2 separate regions of the Homo sapiens genome follow, and region 2 is linked to region 1. Evidence: chromatin loops called from intact Hi-C (ENCODE). Cell type or tissue: CD14-positive monocyte. All regions are shown on one strand.

Region 1 (2,500 bases):
CGGTGGCTCACGCCTGTAATCTCAGCACTTTGGGAGGCTGAGGCAGGCAGATCATGAGGTCAGGAGATCGAGACCATCCTGGCTAACACGGTGAAACCCCGTCTCTACTAAAAATACAAAAAATTAGCCAGGCATGGTGGCAGGCACCTGTAGTCCCAGCTACTAGGGAGGCTGAGGCAGGAGAATGGCGTGAACCTGGGAGGTAGAGCTTGCAGTCAGCTGAGATCAGGCCACTACACTCCAGCCTGGGTGACAGGGCGAGACTCCGTCTCAAAAAAAAAAAAATATGCAAAGAAACAAGAAAGGATGACTGTTGTCAGATGCAGGGGAAAAAGCAGACAGTAGAAACTGTTCCTGGGGAAGCCCAGGTATTGGCCAAACTTACTAGACAAAGATTTTAGGTCAGCTATTTAAAATATGTTTACTGTAATCCCAGCACTTTGGGAGGCTGAGTCAGGAGGATTGCTTGAGCCTGGGAGTTCAAGAGACCCCATCTCTACAAAATACTTAAAAATGAGCCAGGCATGGTGTGTGGCGGTAGTCCCAGCTACTCAGGAGGCTGAGGCAGGCCCTGAATTTTGTGATTGCTTGCACCCAAGACTTTGAGGCTGCAGTGAGCTATGATTGCACCACAGCACTCTAGCCTGGGTGACAGAGCAAGACCCTATCTCAAAAAACAAACAAAAAAAACCCAAAAAACTATATATATATATATATATATATATGTTTAAAGAACCAAAGCAAAGTATAAAATACTGTTTCACTGAATGGAGGATATCAATGAAGAAATAGAAATTATAAAAAAGAAAATTATAGGCTGGGTGCGATGGCTCACGCCTGTAATCGCAGCACTTTGGGAGACCGAGGCAGGTGGATCACCTGAGGTCAGGAACTCGAGGCCAGCCTGACCAACCTGGTGAAATCCCATCTCTACTGAAATACAAAATTAGCTGGGTGTGGTGGTGCATGCCTGTAATCCCAGCTACTCGGGAGGCTGGTGCAGGAGAATCACTTGAACCTGGGAGGCAGAGGTTGCGGTGAGCTGTAATCATGCTGTTGCACTCCAGCCTCGGTGACAGAGCAAGACTCCATCTCAAAAAAAAAAAAAAAAAAACTTATAGAAATTCTGGATGTGTTGCTGAGGTGTCCAATATTTTGGCTGAAAGATGTTCCATGATTCTAACTACTGGAGATAAAAGGAACAACGATCTGGAAAATAACATTTTCAAGTAAAAAGTGGCTGAGACTGAGCCCAAAGTGATGCCTCAGTCTGCAGGGGGTGTGGCCCACGGGAGACAGGCGGGTGTTTCTCACCCTGGCCTGCCTCCTGCTCAGACTGAATTCAGTGTCTTATGCATGGCAGGCACTCAGTAGTCTTTGTTGAGTCGTAGGGTTGAAGGGGTCAGAGAGAGAGGAGGGGAGTGGCAGGAATCATGGAGACGTTTACAGGGTGGGAGCAGAAAAGAGTGTTTTAGACTTGGTGACTTCTCCGGTGACCTCAGTGCTGTTTCGTGGCAGTGCTTTTCAGGTGCAGGAAGTGGTTTGCCTTTGCCCCAGCTTAGGCACTTCCTCTTTGTAGAAGAGTCAGAGGCCTGCAAGAACTACTCATCCTGCACCAGGAGTAAAACCCTATGGCTTGGAAACAAAGTCTGCAGGCTTCGAGCCAGTTAACGGAGCAGCTTCAGAGGGGTAGACGTGTGTCCCATTCATGTCCAGTGTGTGGAGCACACTGATGTGTGCAGGCCCTTCCCAGGGGCTCAGCGTTTAGCAGGGCATGGACACAAATACCTCACCACAGGGCCATCTGAGAAGTGCTGTGAAACACAAGTGCAGGCCAGCAAGCTTTCACAGGATGGTCACGCAAGGAAAGGAAGAAAGTCTGCAGCCTATGGATGATGTGCAATTCTCCCCAATGTCAAAAGAAATCCAAGACCTGTGAAACTCGTAGACTCAGTGAGGAAAATTTTTGACCACCTGCAGTGACTGGAACTACTTCCCTGAACTGCTGGAGCTCTTAGCGTAGCTAGTCAATCACTCAGGCCCTGGCTGGCTCACTCCTTGTCCTGCTGCTGGCCTTGGGTCCATCCACCTGATCATCCTCACTCTAGCATGATAGCAGGTGAGGACATGGAGGTGGTCAGTGACTCAGCAGGATTCTGTTGAGTAGCTCCTGGGTAGATATTCATCAGATCATTTTTCTTTGTTATTAGATTTCAAAAAAATATATAATAAGAGATGGGGATGCCAATGGAATAATGGGATAAGGGGTTGGAATGTTGGGGTACAATTAGCTTTACTGGTCATTTATTCATGCTCTTTCTTTGTCTAATTCCAGAGATAATTGTGACTTGACTTTATTTAGAATTCCAAACACAGACCTTGCCTGAAATAGGAAGCCAGTCTAACATCTGGAATCCCCTGATTATACTCATGGAAGACACTGTCCTTTTCCTATTTAATGGAATTTCCTCATTTCCTTTCCTGCCAAAAGAATCCAATT
Region 2 (2,500 bases), 81 kb before region 1:
GCCGGACCCCAGAGTGCACTGACAGGTCAATCTGATTTACAAAAAAAGCAAGAGTAAGTGTCTATTTTTAAAAGCCTATTTACAGGTTATTTTCTCTTTACAAAAAAAGTCAGTGATGCCCCCACTTCACGAATTTTAGCTGAATGGAAACCGGCCGACCCACGATCAAGCTCACCGCATCTTAGTGTCAATTTAAGCATTCACTTACTTTAGCCCACAAACATGCCATATAGTCATTCTACATTGGCACACTGCCCCTCAATCACCCTCACCACAGCCCAAAAGTGGACACACGTGCTGGGTCAGGAGCCGTGTCCAGGACACATGGAGACCTGCCTGCTCTTAGTCCCACCAAGGGCAGTCCACAGAGAATGGAGCCACGATAAGAGGCCTGGTGTCCTCCCTGTGAGCCTGACCCTCACCCTGGGAGCCACGCAGGCTGTGGCATCTCCATCCACACCCACCCGGGACGAGCCCTGGAGTGGTGCTGGCTCCTCTGCCCCACAGACCCAGTTGAGGCTCCCTCCCCGCCCCTGCCAGGAAGCAGTGACCACAACGCCTTCCCTCCCATTCCTCTCCAGCCCCTGTGCCTTCTCCCACCCACGCTTTCACCCACCCCCATGGTATAGCTACATGAGTATCTCGAAACTCCAAATCTGGTCTTGACATGCCTCTGCCAAAAAGCCTTCAACAGCTCTTTGCTGCCTTTTGCTTAAAATCCCAACCCTTTACCCTCACAATGCTGTCTGATCCACCTCCCACCCGCACCCATCACCCTGGCCCCTGAGCCCTACCCTCCGCTTGCCCTCCACACTCAGCCCCCAAGGAGGCTGCACCCTCCACAGCAGCAGGGCCCTTCTGGGTAAAGCGTCCCCTGGTCTCCTGGAAAAAAAGGAGGCTGCTTCCTCCTCTGAGCTCCCCGGCACCTCGTGCAAGACTTATTCATGTTCCTCTGCAAACATTTCCTAACTACTTGCTACGTGCCACATGCCGTGCTAAGTGCCAGCAGAGCAAAGTGGGGCTGACTCCACCCTACGGAACCCTTCCAGTGGGCAAGACATCAATGTCCCACAGCATGTGCTTGCGTGTGTGTGATGACACACTGTGACAAGTCCTGAGTAGGAACACACAGGGTGCCAAGAGAACTACAGGAGACAAGCTGGCCTGGTGAGGAGGCTAAGTTGGACCTGAAGGGTGAGGTGTCAGAAATGCACAAGTACACTTTAACTGGACTACTGCAGCAAATTTCCACCCAAGAGGGCAAAACAGCATGCAACTTGACTGATCAGAGCTCCTGAAAGTTGTTTGACCTGCTCACCCAGGGAGTCCTTCTAAGAACAACAAGCCACTCTCCTGGGCAAGCTGCTCCCTCAGCAAACCACCATCAGGCTGGCTTCACGCCCTCTGCTGCGTCCACTGATCTTAAAGTCTTATTACACATTGTAAACATGTCCCAGTCCAAATCAGACCAGCCACCCACATTGAAAGATCTGCCTTAAACCAAACTCCCAGACCTTACGAATACCAACCCTTGGCCTCCGCTTCCACACACGCGCAGGACTCGGCCGGGCGGCACTGTTCCTCCCAGCAGCGGGCAATTTCCACAGCTTCGCGTGGTGGACGGGCCATCAGGGAGGACTCTTCAGGAATTTGGCACCAACAACATTAGCTTTCCAGGCAGACAGAACAGCAGGCAAGACAGAGCCCAATGTGTCTGGGATCAGAAGGAAAGGGGATGTGGCCGAGGTGATGATGGCAGAGGCAACCCTGAGCTCTGGCTGGAGATGTCGGTACCGGCCAGGCCCCCATTCCCACATCATGGGCCACCCCCACATCACTGTGTCAGGATCAGAATGCCCCAGACCATGGGAAGGAAGTGAGGGCAGCCTGGAAGCAGCAGGCAGGGAGGGGACCAATTCCCCACCACCCCATGGCTCCTCCTCAGGGCTCCTGGGACCTGCCTGGAGGCTGTGGCTGCTTTGTCCCTGGGTGTCCTCAGTACCCTCTTTGTCATTTCAGCCCCAATACCTGTCTAACCACTCTGCGTCCAGCTTTCCTGCCTGGGCCCTAACCCCCCTCCCACACTCCCATCCCAGCCCACACTGTTAAACTTCAGCTTCTGATCTAAGTGAAAGGGAAGTCCAGCAACTCCAGGCCCCACCGTGTGGACAGAGGGCTAGAGGCTGGCAAGAGGGGCTCATGGCCACGCCCATGTTTGACAGTCCCTCACCAGGCACCCATCCCCATGGCTGTGTTTACACATTTCTCTTCCCCATTGGACTGTAAGGCTCTGTTATTTAACGTGCCTGAAATCTTGCACAGTTCATGGATGTGTAGACCAGCAATGGCCAGGCTGGTGAGTTCAGCATGTTCCTGATCACCCCTCCCCATCATCAGCACCCAGTGAGCTGGGGCTGTTTCCTTCCCTTTTCCCCTGGCCCAGGACACATCTTCAGGCCAGAGACATGGTTTGCTGCGCCGTACGGCCCAGGTCAAGGTC

Evidence for each region. Peaks named below come from ENCODE experiments on the same cell type or tissue, not always from the same donor. Only the 100,000 strongest peaks of a DNase experiment are listed, where the experiment ranks them.
Region 2: a loop joins it to region 1, with 2.3 times the contacts of the local background. A loop is called at or near these places in 6 of 110 quality-filtered maps.

Annotation. Positions count from the first base shown.
Region 1 is chr9:89,521,017-89,523,516 of GRCh38, forward strand. No RefSeq gene overlaps it. Among named protein-coding and RNA genes, the nearest start is that of SEMA4D, 24 kb to the left of the region's middle. RefSeq lists enhancers at 1,785-1,864, 2,005-2,114. In CD14-positive monocyte, no CTCF peak of the experiment used is centred here; DNase peaks (open chromatin) are centred at 1,535 and 1,965; H3K4me3 peaks cover 1,442 bases; H3K27ac peaks cover 1,673 bases.
Region 2 is chr9:89,439,709-89,442,208 of GRCh38, forward strand. The region is part of intron 2 of SEMA4D (semaphorin 4D); the gene reads right to left. Among named protein-coding and RNA genes, the nearest start is that of SEMA4D, 57 kb to the right of the region's middle. RefSeq lists an enhancer at 106-683. In CD14-positive monocyte, no CTCF peak of the experiment used is centred here; DNase peaks (open chromatin) are centred at 1,043 and 2,403; H3K4me3 peaks cover 262 bases; H3K27ac peaks cover 2,500 bases.